Regions from separate parts of the Homo sapiens genome. Here all the other regions are linked to region 1. A link is a loop called in an ENCODE intact Hi-C map of the cell type or tissue named here. Cell type or tissue: dorsolateral prefrontal cortex. All regions are shown on one strand.

Evidence for each region. Peaks named below come from ENCODE experiments on the same cell type or tissue, not always from the same donor. Only the 100,000 strongest peaks of a DNase experiment are listed, where the experiment ranks them.
Region 2: a loop joins it to region 1, with 2.4 times the contacts of the local background. A loop is called at or near these places in 32 of 110 quality-filtered maps.
Region 3: it touches region 1 in a loop (9-fold over the local background); 100 of 110 quality-filtered maps call a loop at or near these places.

Annotation. Positions count from the first base shown.
Region 1 is chr10:97,912,120-97,917,119 of GRCh38, reverse strand. The region is part of intron 5 of CRTAC1 (cartilage acidic protein 1); the gene reads left to right. Among named protein-coding and RNA genes, the nearest start is that of MIR3085, 39 kb to the right of the region's middle. RefSeq lists an enhancer at 2,051-2,627. In dorsolateral prefrontal cortex, CTCF peaks have their summits at 1,086, 1,999 and 2,203 (motif pointing left); DNase peaks (open chromatin) are centred at 304, 1,149, 1,592 and 2,179; H3K4me3 peaks cover 2,151 bases; H3K27ac peaks cover 1,678 bases.
Region 2 is chr10:98,307,812-98,312,811 of GRCh38, reverse strand. No RefSeq gene overlaps it. Among named protein-coding and RNA genes, the nearest start is that of LOXL4, 42 kb to the right of the region's middle. In dorsolateral prefrontal cortex, CTCF peaks have their summits at 2,854 and 3,054 (motif pointing right); DNase peaks (open chromatin) are centred at 3,061 and 3,431; H3K4me3 peaks cover 501 bases; H3K27ac peaks cover 1,554 bases.
Region 3 is chr10:98,039,281-98,044,280 of GRCh38, reverse strand. No RefSeq gene overlaps it. Among named protein-coding and RNA genes, the nearest start is that of CRTAC1, 11 kb to the right of the region's middle. In dorsolateral prefrontal cortex, a CTCF peak has its summit at 2,657 (motif pointing right); a DNase peak (open chromatin) is centred at 2,640.

The sequences.
Region 1 (5,000 bases):
TAAAGCATTCTTTATTGCCAAATCGCAGATGAAATTATTTACTTACACATAAGCAACCAGGAATTGAGTGCTAAATCCCTAGGCTTCAGCTGGGTCCCGTCTCGGATAACTGAGCTCAAAGAATTGAGTTCTTGTTCCAAAACCTCTCCAGCACTTTTTTTTGAAGGCACGCTCTCCCCTCATCTTTCTGGTTGGGGGACCTATTGTCAGACTCTCTGACAGGGAGATCTTTCTAGGGAAGGCTGTTTTTCTAATTCCAGCACGGCTGCTGACTAAACTCTGATAATCTGCCAATAGACTGCTGATGGCAGAGCAATCCAGTTCCTGTTTTGGGTGCCAAAAATCAGGAAGCCAGAGCTGTACACAACAACTTGTCATGTGAACTTAAGCCACATTCATACCAGACCTGCACTTGGGACAGAGAGATCCTCTTGTTGGTCGGCCTTCCCAACATACCCATCCCAACGTGTGCAGCAGAGGCTTCCAAAGTGGCAGCCTCCCTCAGTCTGAATCCTGGGGCTGGAAGGATGGTTGAGGGGTCCTTTGGGGTACCACCCTGCCTCCAGACACCTGGGTGGTGGCATCATCTCAAAGTCCTGCCCAGAAAGGGTTGTCACTGCCTCTCCTGAGTTTACAATGCCTTTCCCTAGCCACTTTTCACCCTGGTGAAAGGGGGAGATTAATGTTGACCTGTCTTACAAAGTTTGTGGGAACAAATGACTAGACAATAAAATGGTTAGCACAGCTCAAGCCCCATCTAAGTGCCTGAGAGCTCCGCGCGTGAAGGTACCATGGAAAGGCTGTATCAGTAATAAACTATGTTTCCCCCGGAAAAGAAATAAACATGCAGGCGCTTCAGCCTAGATTTGTACAGTCAATTTTTTCTGCATAGTTGCCAGTTCTGTGCACTGGGCTGGCTTGGCAATTAAGTGCCTTGATCTTGCAAGGGAAGGGGGGTGCACTGGGGGGATGAAGCACTTGAAAATGACAAGGTGGAAGGGAGGCAAGGACTGGGAGAGCAGGCTAGACACAGAATAAAAGAATCTGGAGGTTGCGGCTGGGTTTGAGCATGAAGGGGGCATTGTTCACGCTGGCTGGGCTGGCACAGAACCGAGGAGCGGGAAGGAGGAGACCCAGAGGAGGCAGATGAGGAGCACAGTGGGGATGGAAGCACCAGCCAACTGTGCCGGCTGGGCTGGAAGGACGGGCAGTTCAAGGAAGAAGCAGCAGCTTTGGTGGAGGAACAGAGGGAGGCTGGGGCAGCTGGCGTGCCCAGAGGACGTGTTCGAACAGCTCTGCAGACTTCCAAAAGCCATTTGGCTGACAAGAACCTATTTGGCCCACCATGTTACTATTCTGTCTGCGCGCCTTCTCCAGCCCACCCTTTCCCTGCCCGCCAAGCCCCCCAACACTACCCTGTAGCCCCCCTTGTCACTCAGCTAATGACACATGGACGTCTGGCTGGAAAACTAGCCCGGAGTGTCCCCCACCCCCGAGCCCCAGGAATGGACCCCAAATGTAAGGGCCGCCATGCTGAGCCCGGCCTGATGGCTGAGGCTTTGGGCGCGTGGCCAGCGCTCAGCACCACTGTGGTGCCAGGGGGCCTGAGAAGCTGGGAGGAAAGCAGGCAGAAGGGGCAGGCCATGTCCAGATGTGCACTCAGGGAGCTGGGAGGTCCCTGGAGCCAAGCCACACAGCACCTGCCTGCTAGAGAGCTGTATGACCTGGGAGAACCTCCCATTTTACAAAGAACAGACGGAGATCCAGGGAGGAGAAGGGACTCGCCCAAGGTCACACAGGAGGTTGGTAGAGAGCTAGCACTTAGAGCCCCATCTCCTCCTGATGCTTAAACTGCCACAGCCCGCTGACCTTTCCGATGACCTCCAACTTAAGAACCCTACCAGCCTGCAAGACAGGAGGGGCTGTGAGGGGAGGCCCACACCCACTGGGATGACAGCCCCAGGCTGGCACCCGGACTTGAGGCAGCCCCACCCGGGTTGTTGTGGCTGAAGCAGCTGCCTGGCTGAGTGTTCAGGACAGCGGGGGAGGTCCAGCCACCCCAGGGCAGGCTAGGCAAAGGTGCTATCCAGGTACCGGCCTTCAGCACTGCGGGAGGGGGAGGGGAGGCCTCCTCTCTAGACATTATCCATTTCCGCAGCTGCAGCTGCTCCGCTGGGTCACAGTGCCATCTAGTGGCCACCATGCCAGCTCTCGGGGGACTCGAGGGCCCCGGGAGGGTGGCCAAGCGAGAGATTGGGAGAGAGACTGGGGCAGTAGGAAGACCACTCTCCCATCCCCTGGTCCCCAACTTCCCCAGCTGCTTGAGGCCTCTTGAAGCCGGGACAGTGCCGGGAGCTGCCCTGCCTGGGAATCCTGGGAACTGGGTTCTGGACATGGCCAAGGCCCTGGCGTGGAACCAGATGGAAAAAGAGGAGGGGAAGGTGAGAGGCAAGAGTCCTGCACTGCCTCCGCGGTCCAGGCCCCAGTGACCTTGGGCATGCCCCTCAGCTTTTCTGAGGACATTGAACTAGCAGGTGAGGGGACAGGGTCTGGAGCCAGGCCACAGGTGCAGGTCCAGCCTACCCTGTGCATTACAGCCTAGGCAGTAGTGGGCAAACTATTCTCCCAGCCTCAGTTTTCTCATCTTCAAAATGAGAGTGTTGTGAGAACGAAAGGAGGCGCACATGGGACATGGCTGGCACATGGCCTGGCACACGGGCAGTGCCCACCTAGTATAGCAAATACCAACACCTTCCACTCTGAGGCTCTGCCAGAGCGATGCCAGGGCCTTCTGCTGGGCACCTCCTGGGTACAGGGAGCACTGTGCAAGGTACAGGGGGATGCACAAGAGAAGCAGGCCCAGCCCCTGCCTGGGAAACATTCTCTGTGTGTCCCCCCAAACCTCCAGTCCTGGGCATGGCCAGCGGCATCTTCATCCCCATCCCCTCTGGGGTCCATCTCTCTGCTCTCCTTCCTGCCTGCCCTGCCTCCCCTAGGCCTCGCCTCCTCCCCAGGAACTCTGCATTTTGGCCTCACCCTTTGAGGCAGCATCTGTCCAGGCTGCAAGGTGGTGATTAAAGAAGCCTTAAAAGAAATTCGGAAAGAAAATGAAGGTGGATTTATGATGTCAGGTGGGGAGTTTTGCTGTTGGCTGGGAGCAGTATGGAACAAAGCGGAGGGCAGATCTGATTTATAGGAAGTCATTATTGAAGGAGACGGAGATGCCTAAAGCCCAGCTGAGGCCTTCTGGCAGATCCTCACCAGTGAGCTCAACCAGGGGCTACAGAGTGGGGGCCAAGGGGCCTCCTAGCTTCCCAGGTGGGCGCTGGCCTTTCATCGGGAGTGAAGCCAGATCTGACAGCCAGGGACCAGGCAGGGCTGGAGTGACAGGCTCCCCAGCCAGGGCCCGGGACCCCCAGGAAGTGCAGCACGGGCCTGCTAGGGGTACCCAAAGCCCAGGACACACAGAGACCTTTTCCCTGGGGTGTCAGATGCATTTGATGAGTATCGGGGGGAACATTGCGTTTCTTTTAAAACAAACACAGATATGTTATAGAATTGAAATGTAATTTTTGTGTGCATTTTTCTCAACACAAGAGATTTTAAAGAAATGTCAAGCCTGTGGCTAGCCTCTCTGGGTTATACCCCTAGGCTACACCCCCAGGCTTTGCCAGTGCAAATCCCTCCTCTGTCAAGAGGAAACAAATGATGGGGCCTGTCCTGCTGCCCCACCCCTTGCCTTAACATTCTGCAGAGACAGGGCAGGAAGGATGAGCGGGGGTGTATCCTTGTCTAATACCCGCCACACAGTCAAGTCCTGCCCAGGCTCTGAAGGCTCCCAGAAGGCTTGGGAGTGGCAACACCAGCACCTACACAGTTATCTTGTCTTATAATTTTTCAGGAAATTTAGGATGAGAGACCCTGTTACCATCCTGCACTTGATCCTCACATCCCATTTTCCAGCATGTTTACACACACACACACTCTCTCTCTCTCTCTCTCTCTGTGCCCATTCCTGCACCACGTTTCCAGCATTTCTGCCCTACTCATTTACAATATCTTGGATGCTCTTGGCAGCCTGCGAATCATGGCATTCACCAGAATCCTGTTTCTATTAAGGTCTCAGCAGATGGCCAAGTTCCCTGGCCGAGGGGCCTCACCTCAGAGTCTCTGCTGATGCAGAGGGTGCAGGGCTAGATGGGCACAGGAATCAGCCCCCAACATGCTTATCCTGTGTCCACCCTGGAGGATGCATTCATTGCAAAGTAAGCTAGTAGCAATCTTGGAGATCTTCTCAATTCCCACCCACTTTACAGGAAGGAAACTGAGGCCTGGAGAGCATGCTTCCCGTGATCCTGAAGGAGGGGAGGTGCAGAGGCCAGGCAGGAAGCAAGAGGCTTTACCTTAGCACCACGAATCCTTGTGCTGCCTCATCCCTGGGTCCTCAGACCCACAGCTTGGAGAAGTTCAGCTGCATGCACACCCTCCCTCCCCACCATCTTTCCCTGTCTCACCCCCCAGTCCCTGAGGGCTGGCCCAGATGCAGTCTGAGAGATGGATTGTCTGCACCCGACTTGTACTTGGGTCTGCATTGCCAGCGTGCCAGGGCTCAGAGGTAAAGGGATGGTTCTTGAGGACAACCAAGGCTGCCCTTTGGGGGTTGGGCCCAATGAACAGATCATCAGAGTGCCAGAATGTGGCTAGGGGAAATGGGGACCTCCAAGGGGCATTTTCCCCTCTAACTCCAGCCCCTACCCAGCCTGATGGGCAGGGTGAGCAGAAGCCTTCAGCAGGGATGGGCAGGGAGGAGCAGTCACACCCCAACAGCAGAACAAGGAGGTCTTTGAAGCCTGAAAGTGCTGGGAAAAAATAAAGGGATATTATTCACCCAGCAGGTGGTAAATAGTCCCAGCTAATGACTGTGTGGCACCTGACATTTTCCAAGGCACCTTCCAAAAACCAGCTCACTTAATATTTATGACAGCCCCGAGAAGGAGCCA
Region 2 (5,000 bases), 400 kb before region 1:
AGCTAATGTCTCTGAGCGTCAATTTTCCCGCCTGTACAATGGGAATCATGATGCCTTCCCGCTGAGAATGCCATAAAGATGAAGTGAGCTCAAGTGCAATGAAAGGACTTTATAAACCAACAAGAGGTTCTGCCATTCAGAGAGAAGCTGTCATAGTGCTCTTTCTTGGAAGAAGCCCAGTGATGCGCCCAGGGCATCCAATGTGCCCCATGGACTCCCCAGTGGGAGGAGGCTCATCTCTCTGGAATGGAGCTTGCAGTATCAGCCATGCCACAAGTGGGAAGAGGGAGAAACAGGTCTGGTCTTCGGCATTACTAATCTTGCTGCTCTTCTGTTCCTGTCAGCAAGCAACCTACAGGATTCTTGGGAGGTGAGCTGTGTGGGTGCTTGTGGCTTAACCTACATCCCATCACCCAGGCACCCATATGCACCAGTTTACCTGGTTTCCACGTGTTGTCCCTATGTATTTATAAACAAAACTCCCTTTTACTCTCAGAAGTGTCCCAGGTTGGATAACTCACACGGTACTCCCTGATTTAGGACATTTTCCTGGAGCCACAACCAAGGAAATGGAATCCCTTACCAATCCCACTCCCCACGTGTAAACGATAAGACACCACACCTGGGCGCCCCTTGGAGACCTGAGAGTCAACTTGCTTGCTTTATAGTTGAATAAACTAAGGCAGAAAGAGGGCTCAGGTGCTGTTCCCGAGTTCACTCTGATGGGGATCTCCAAAAATCAAGTCTCCCAAGTTCTAGGCCGGTGGTGTTTTTCTCCTGTTTCCTGTCCAGTGAGAGATGCAAGGAAGAGGGTCGGGAGCCACACCTAACACTGTGATGCTGATGGAGGCACCAGGAACCCTAGACCCTGCCTTGAGCCAGTCGTTGCCCTATTAGGTTATCAATAAATGAGGGTGTAGGCTGGCTTGCTAAAGCCTCCTTGTGTCAGGCTGGAGTGCAGTAGCACGATCTCAGCTCACTGCAACCTCCGCCTTCTGGGTTCAAGCGATTCTCCTGCCTCAGCCTCCCGAGTAGCTGGGATTACAAGTGCCTGCCACCACGTCTGGCTGATTTTTGTATTTTTAGTAGAGACAGGGTTTCACCATGCTGGCCATGCTGGTCTCGAACTCCTGACCTCAAGTGATCCACCTGCCTTAGCCTCCAAAAGGGCTGGGAAGGGATGAGCCACTGCACCCAGCCAAAAGCCTCTTTGTGTTCTGATTCACTATTCCCCCTTGCTGGGGACTGGCTGGCAGTTTCCTCCTGGGGACATGACTTGAGGGCAGGCGTGGAGGGTCACAGCACAGGAGATGGGCCAAGGGTTATTCCTCCAAGCAGAGCCCAGGGACACATCTCTCTCAGCTAGGTGCCTCACCAGCAGGACATTCAGGTGCAGTGATGGGCACAGACCAGCGAGTGTGCAGTGGAGGATGTGGGAAAGGCTCCAGCAATGAATGCCGAGGCCGAGGCCTGTCCTGAACCCTGGAGGGAGGCCAGCGTGGTCTGTTTCATCTGGTGCTCCTGACAAAACCCTTCCCAGGGCAAGGACTCTCTGAGTCCCCCCAGAGCCTGGCAAGGGAGGTGGTCTTGGCCCTACCCTGACAACAAAAATTATCTTGGAGAACCTCTGCCATTCCCTGGTGTGCTGAGAAATTCTGAACTGGAACGTCTTGTCCATCCAACATAGGCACGTCCCAGTTCCCCCGTGGAGCCACCTTCATATTCAGTTCCACAAGGGAGCGTGCACGGTGTGCGGGGCACCTTGCCAGGCTTTGAAATGAGCAGGACCCAGCCCCTGACTCTCAGGAGTCCTGTTCTAATAGAAGGGTCGAGGCAAACGCATTCTCCAGAGAAGGACAACGCCAGGCAGGGGAGAAAAAAAAATGCCAGCGAGACACTTTTAAAAGAGGGAAAGTCTGCATGTGCAAAACCATTCTTTGAAATGATGCATTTGGTTATGTGCATATTTGTTATGCATTTGGTTATGTGCATATTTGTTAATCTAGCTCCGTGATTTTTAAGTGTCTTAAACCACAGATTTTTTTTCCAAATAAAATCTTTCCTGAAACCCCCAGTGTGTTATAACAAGACAATGAAGCTGGGAGAAAGGTAAATGCAGAGTTCCTGGGGTGAAAGGAGAAGTTGGATGCCATCACCTGGACAGCCCCTAGACTCAGACTGACAGCCACCAGTCTGTATAATGATGAATCATGCAGCTGCTAAATTACTACCATAAGGATTATGGATCAGCAGGAAAAAAACATTGTACAGTGATGAAAAACCAAGAACAAAAGGCCAGGTGCACCATGGCTCCTACTGAGGAATAACAGGTGTGAGTAGTAGGCTTTGTGGCTGGTTTTCTTTTTTTTTCTGAGATGTGGTCTCGCTATTTTGCCCAGGCTGGTCTTGAACTCCTGGGCTCAAGCCATCCTCCCACCTCAGCCTCCCAAAGTACTGGGATTACAGGCGTGAGCCACCATGCCTGGCCTGCTTGGTGGTTGATTTTCACATTAAAAAATTGTATGTCACTGTTAATTGTGTCTCACAGGGAGGAGGGAGTGAGTACCTGTTCCCTGTTAGGGGGAGTGCTGGAGGCTGGAACCAGCATTTCAGATAAAGGGAGGCATCCAGCAGAGATCTGGGAACTGTCACGTCCTGAGGGCTAAATAGAGGCATAGAAGATGAGGAGGGAAATTGGGAGGAAAGAAACTGGGAGGGAACCAGAGCATAGAAGGGCACCCCATCACTCAGCGTCTTTTTGTGATTTCCAGGCAGCAGAGAGCTGTGTTTCTGAGCAGAGGAGTCACTCGTGGAGCTGCCTTTGTTCCTTGTTAGAAAGAGGTTCAAGGGTGGCCCCCAAGTGTGGTCCCTTGGCAAAGGAGCTCTCCCAGTTCCCCTCCCCCCAGGGCAGATTTGATTCTGTCTCTCTCATCCAGGAGCCACGGCCTGGGATGCCCTTGCCAGGGTCATTGCCAAGCCCAGTTTTCCCAGACTGGGCTCGCAGGCCCTGGAGGCCCTGGGAAGCCGCCTAGCAAAGGCTGGTTCAGGGGTGGCCATAAGAGGGCGGAAGAGGGCTGGGAACGGGCGGCCGCAGCTTACGCCTCCATCCCACTCCCTCTTCTTATCCAACCTTGTGTTTCAGATCAGGAAATTGAGAGCCAAACAACCCAAGGTCACATGGCAGATTTACAGAGAGCAGGGATTGGAGCTCAGCCTCCACACTCCGGGTCCGGGACTGCCGCCGTGCTCATCACCCTGCCTCCTTTTCCCTAACACCCTCCCATCTGCACACTCTGAGATGCTCCCTGAAAGCTGAGCTCCCCTCCCGACCATGTGAGAGACCCCACAGGCATGCGCTTGCTCACAATCCATTGCCAATGCCTGCTCCCAAGACTGCAGCTGCCAGTGAGATACGACTTGTGATTTAACGAGCTCAGTCCTTCCCGAGGCTTGATGGGTACTGTCTCACCACTCCCAGGATCTCTTGGCAGCAAAAACCCCTTTCCACACAGGGGCCCTGCTTTAAGCTGCATCCCCACAGACTGTCTTTTCGGGTGCCTCACCCTCACCTCCTGCTTAGACACGGCCACTCCCCAGCAAGGACTGTCAGAGCTGGGGGCCTCTGAGTAGCTCACCTACAGGTTTTCCAACTGAGCCTAGAGGAGATGCCGGGGCGCTGCAGGGAGGGTGAGGTGAGGTATCTGCAGGAGTTGGGGCAAAGAATGACCTTTGCTTCTGCTAGAGAAGCTTAGCTATCCATCTGTTTCATGTTACAGAGTTCCATGTATGCTTTCATTTGAACAAAGGATTCTCACTGTAAAAACATCTCCAAGCCCCTGAAATGAGCTCAAGCCCCCAGCAGGGCCTGCCTCCCCCTGCGCCGCCGGTCTTAACAGTCTATCAGCGAGACAGACCCATCCTCTCTCCCTTGTTGTCACCTTGTGGATATTTATAGCATTACCGTGTCCACCAGAGAGCGTAATGGGCTTTTTAGGCTAAACCAATTAAACTCTCCTCCCGTAAGTCATGTCTCCTGGATGGCTTCTCTGCCCTGCTCTGAGCTTGTTCTATCTTCATTATCTCGGCTCTTCATGGCAGGGGGAGGACACGGCCAGAGAGTTCACACACTGGTTCCTGGGGGATCTCTGCATCTCTTTCCGGCCCTGGCTGCATCTTGCCAACCACCACCTCTCATTCCTCGGGCTGTGTAGACATGATCCAGACCTGGGCAGTGCAGTCAACCCCCTTGTATACTGGGAAGCAGAATATACTCAAGAGGAGGTAGTCGGTCTTTCCCTCCTTTTTTTCTTTGCCCTTCCAAATATCAAGCAATATCAGCAACAATCTACAAATAGCAAGCATCTAAGCCTATGCAAAACCCACTGGGCTGGGCACCACGAGGCTGTCACCTGCAGAGATGGCTGAGTTCCGATGTACCCCCAGGCGCCTACAGTCGGTGGAAGCTGGCGTGGTGAAACATTTCCCAGTGTGCTATTTGTGATCCTCACGGGCTCCTGAAGATATTGCAAGCATCTGCGTGCTTCAAGGCAATGATAGTATGTTTCATTTATTTTCTAAATCAATAATAAAATAGTTACTTTTCTAAATGGAAGGGCGTGAGTGCTCTGAAGGCATGCCAGGAGAGCACACCTTCCCTGGGAGTGGAGATCAATTTGGCTGTGACTCAGTCTCCAGGCCGTTGGCTCAGCACTCAGCCGAACACCACTAACCATCCTGGTGGGTTTCACTATCATGCAGCATTAAATTCTTTTTATGTTTAGTCATACTCAGTTTAATTTACACCCAGGATGGATGGACCATTGGTTTAAGACAAGAAGCATAAGGAACACTGAGAAGGAAATACACTATCAAGTTAATAAGGAACATAAAAAATAGAATAATTCTAAAAATGTTTCTAGTACCCCATAAACCAATGCTAAAAAGAGAAAACACACTGACAATTATGGCCAATTTGGCATTTTTATTTATTAAGAATAAAG
Region 3 (5,000 bases), 130 kb before region 1:
CTGCTGCTGTTATTGCTATTGTTGTTGTTAGCGTACAGCACATGCATGGCCTTCAATGAATACTGTGTGGCATAATTACAGAATCATTCAGTGTCCTGTGGGGTCAGCCTACAACGCAAGTTCTACTGCTCATTACTTACATCAAGGGCAGCTTTCACCCCCGAGCTGCCTAACTGGGAGCCAGAAGATAGTGTTGAAATAAACCAGGAAATCCGACAACCCAGCTGACATCTCTCTTTCCCAGTCACTGTGTGGATCAAAGTCATGCTCCATAGAAGGTGAGTGCTACTTCTAGGAATCAGATATTCTGGAGCAGCAGGTACAGGTGGTTTTCAAGTGGCCAGATGCCTTGTGGCAAAGTAGAAAGTGTGCTGGCTTGAGTGTCATGGTCCAGCTATGTGACTTTAGACATGTCACTTAGCCTCCTATTTTTTTTTTCCTCATAGGCAAAATAGAGACTATGCTAGCAGGGCTGCTATGAAGAAGTGATGCCACTGTGCTCAGTTCAGTGCCTGACTGAGAGAAGGAACTCGATAAACTTTAGCCTCCTTTCCTCCAGACCTTCCTCCTGCTTCTACTCCCAAATAAAGGGCTAGAGCATCAGAACTGCAGGGAATGTGAAAGATCATCCAGCTCAGTTTTATCTTTCCAGATTAAGTAGGGACATACAGTGGGAAAGTGGCGGCCCAGATGAGAGGCCAGGTTGCCCAGTTCCTCACCCGGTGGTCACCCTGGCACCACTCTGCCACCACATCACAGTCATGGCACTGTCAGCTCAGAGCTAAATTCTCCTGGCATTATTTAACTGGGATTGTGGCTGTCTTCATTCTCTGAAATTACGTCAACTAAGCTTTAATGACCATTAGCTACTGTGGTTTTTCCTTTCTGAGGCCGCTCATGTCTTTGGCTAGGAACTCATCTCTGTAAGCATTTGTACTCTGCTCCTGTTTTCAGCAGATCTTAAATATTGTGCCTGGGTCTGAGCTTCTCCTTACAAGTGCAGGATTCTAAATTCAAATTCACGAGCCAGTGTCTGTTTTCTGGAGCACATCCAAGTGTGGGTGAGTGAGAACGGGCAGTTTATAATCCTGAGATGCTAATCTACCTTGCCAGGTTCTGAATGTGGTGGAGGAAGTAATAAACTTGGAAAACAGAATAGGTTCCAGGCCTGAATGACCAATTAAACCTCTTTTTAAATGGCCAAGAGCAATATCTATAAGATACAAGCTAATTACAAGAATTAACAACAACCACTACCAAAAAAACCCAGACTCTTCAGCTATATCAAATACCAAGGACCAGAAATGCAAGCCATCTTATATTTGTAATATCTATATTCCTAGCTCTGGCCTCCCTTCACCTCTGGTCCTGGATACAAAGAGGTGGGGTCCAAAGAAGAAGGAGGCAAGGATGATACCAACAATGGGAGGAATGAGAAGGCCCCTGAGTTGTTAGTAGATGGATAAAATACCAGTCATGGGACCTTTTCTCTCCTGTCGCCTTCCTTCTGATCGTTCATCCAGTACACATTTATGGAGCAACTACTAGGCAAGCAGTAGGGTAGGCACTGAGACTCAGCATGGAGCTGACCTTCCCAGTGGGGAATACAGAAAACAGACAAGCAAACAAACAAGATACTTTCAGAGAATGCTAAGCCCTCAGAAGGACATGCAGATAGGTAATGGGATAGTGAGGAACTGGGTTTGGGCAGGGACAACTTAGATGGATGGTTGGAATGGCATCTTTGAGGATGTGACCCATATGAGCTGAGATCTGTAGGACGAGTAACCAGCCACAGGCAAATCTGGGAGAACGTTCCAGACAGAGGGCACAGAAAGTGCAAAGAAGACCACTTGCTGTGCCTTCTGCCTGGAACATTCTCCTTGTGTGAGAGCCCAAAGAAGAGAGGGATGGTCGGAGTGGCTGCGGCTCAGTGAGCAGGACTGGGGGATGGGCCATGGCCTGATGGGGTAAGGCTGGGGAGGTAAGATAAGGAGTAGTTAAGTAGAAGCAGGACCTAGAGTCAGAGAAATCTGGATTTGAAGCCCAGCTTAAAGAGTTATAGACCGGGCACGGTGGCTCACACCTGGAATCCCAGCACTTTGGGAGGCCAAGACAGGCAGATCACTTGAGGTCAAGAGTTCAAGGCCAGCCTGGCCAGTGTGGTGAAACCCTGTCTCTACTAAAAACCAAAAATTTGCCAGATGTGGTGGTGCGTGCCTGTAATCCCAGCTACTTGGGAGGCTGAGGCACAAAAATCACTTAAACCTGGGAGGCAGAGGTTGCAGTGAGCCAAGATCTCGCCACTGCATTCCAGCTTGGGCAACAGAGAGAGATTCCATCTCAAAAAAATAAAAATAAAAATAAAAAAATAATTATTAACAGTGTGACCTTGAACTGGTTACTTTGCCTCTGAGCCTCAGCTTCCTCATCTTTGAAATGGAGCCAAAGAGAATAGGACCAACCTCACTTGGTTAATGCAAAGAATAAATGAGAGGGAGCCCTTTAAAGTACTTAGCAGAGCACCTGGCACACAGTCAGTGGCCATAAACTCCAACGTCTACTCTTCCAGACTCACCACTGACACCCAAGGCCACTGATCGCAGGCTGGGGTCAATTTCAGTCACCACCACCAAGAAAGCCACCAGGTGGCGGTCTTTCAAGCTTTTCTGGCTTAAGCGTGGTCAAGACTGTTTGAGCTTGTTTTCACCCAGTAGGAAAGTGCAAAAACAAATCCTCCAAAGACTAGGTGGGTATAGGGCCACTGGAAACATACAGGGAATATTTTCCGGCTTCAGCAACAAAATGTAGTGAAAAGAACACCAGCTAAGAGGCAGACCTGGGTTCCCGTGTCCACTTTGCCTGTAGATGAATTGAGCTTGGTAATAATGCATTTGAGCCTTGTGGTCTAGATTTCCCCATCAACCTACACCATGGTATTGCTGTGAGGCCCCGAGGAGGCACTACATGCAGAATGGCTGAAGAATACCTTTCTAGAGTGTGCTTGAGTGACAGTCCCAGCTTTGCCACTTACTTGCTGTTTACTTACCCTGAGCTTTTTCACCTATAAAATGGGCATAAGAACAGAATCACAGGCTTGTTAGGACGATGAAAACAGTTAAGCACTTGAACAGCTCTGAGCACCTGAACGTACAGTCTCAGTGTGTGCTGCCATTATCTGTAAAGTGCCATTAGGCAGATTGGCTGTGACCACAGGCTGCCCTGGCTTTGGTTGAGGTGGCTGCTGGGAAGCTGCAGAGAAAGAAGGTGAATGTTTGACTGAGGATGAAGATGAGACAACTACGAATAAGCAGAGAGGGGGGAGTTCCACTTGCAGATGGGGAGTGAAGGTGCACAGTAACCAAGGAAGTGTCTCCTGCCCCCACAGTGCCTTGGCAAGGAAGCTCACAGGATGTGGGAAGAAGGGGCATCACTTGGTAGCCACGTCTCCAGCCCATTTCTATTCCTTCTGTCTCTCTCACTCTCTCCCTCTCTCTTTCCACCCCCTCTCTTTTTGAGACAGGGTCTCACTCTGTTGCCCAGGCTGGAGTGCAGCGGCATGATCATGGCTCACCACAGCCTGGACCTCCTGGGCTCAAGCAATCCTCCCACCTCAACCTCCCAAGTAGCTGGGACCACAGGCATGCACCATCACCCTGGATAACTGTGTGTGTGTGTGTGTGTGTGTGTGTGTGTGTGTGTGTAGAGATGGGGGTCTTCCTATGTTGCCCAGGCTAGTCTCAAACTCCTGGGCTCAAGCAATCCTCCTACCTCTTCCTCTCAAAGCAAGTAAGTGGCAAAGCTGGGACTATCACTCAAGCATACTCTAGACAGGTATTCTCCAGCCATTCCACATGCAGTGCCTCATCTGGGCCTCACAGCAATACCGTGCTGGGATTACAGTCACGAGCCACCTTGCCCGGCCCTATTCCTTACCTCTTTCAGCACAATGTGGGCGCCAATTTCCTGCTGTATGGTAAGCTCCTTGAAGGCAGAGGTTGTATTTATCTTTGTTTTCCCACCAGCCTAACACAGAGCCCACACCTAACAAGCCCTGGACAAATGCTTGTTGGTGAGCAATCCATTCTGGGCTACCCAGTGCACTGATCACATCTCAGATAACCTAGGGCTCTGCACTGAGCTGTGACTCCACCAGCTCAGCCACGGGATTGGATGCTCTGCCTGTGACCTGAGGATGTTAGTTACTCTGTGCCAATGCCCTTACCTATAAACGTGTGCAGACCGTGTCCTAATCACAGGCAGGAGAAAAGGCACAGGCACCAGCTGGCTTTCCTGGGTTTCCCATTTTCCTGTGACCTGCCCCTCCTGCCTGGAAATCTCTCAGGAGGATGGCACATGGTGGTGAGTGCTGTGTAATTGCTTAATGGCAGGAATGGGTGTAGGAGGAATTGCAGAGATATGGGAAGGGCAGCAGGCATGACAGAAAGGCACAGCTTGCCAAGAAAGACACCGCATACCTAGCTCTGCTTTGCCCCATGAGAACTTTGGGAGGTGGTGGGAGTCACCGCGTCTTTCTATTTCCTCTTCTCCACAATACGGGAAATACAAATACCCACTTCTTTGTCAAAAAGGGCACAGTGCCTGGCACACAGAAAGTGCTTAAATGCTTGTTGAATATATCAATAAGATGTTGTGTGAAACAATGCTTTGTAAATACTAAAGCAGCACTGTTAAAACTTTTTACTAAAGTACTCTAAGCGCAAAAGAAAAGGTTACACGTATCCCCACAAGGTTGGGGGAGGCTGAAAATCTCACCCAACAGGAAGCCTGGAAGATCTTTTCAAGGCTCACACTTTGTTTAAAATATGCTCACACAGTTTTGCATTCAGCTCCATGATATATGCAGATTTATTCAAATCATAATTAGATATTTTTATTTCTTTTCGTTTTTTTTTTTTTGTTTTTTTTTTGAGTCGGAATCTTACTCTGTCACCCAGGCTGGAGTGCAGTGGCACAATCTCGGCTCACTGTAACCTCCG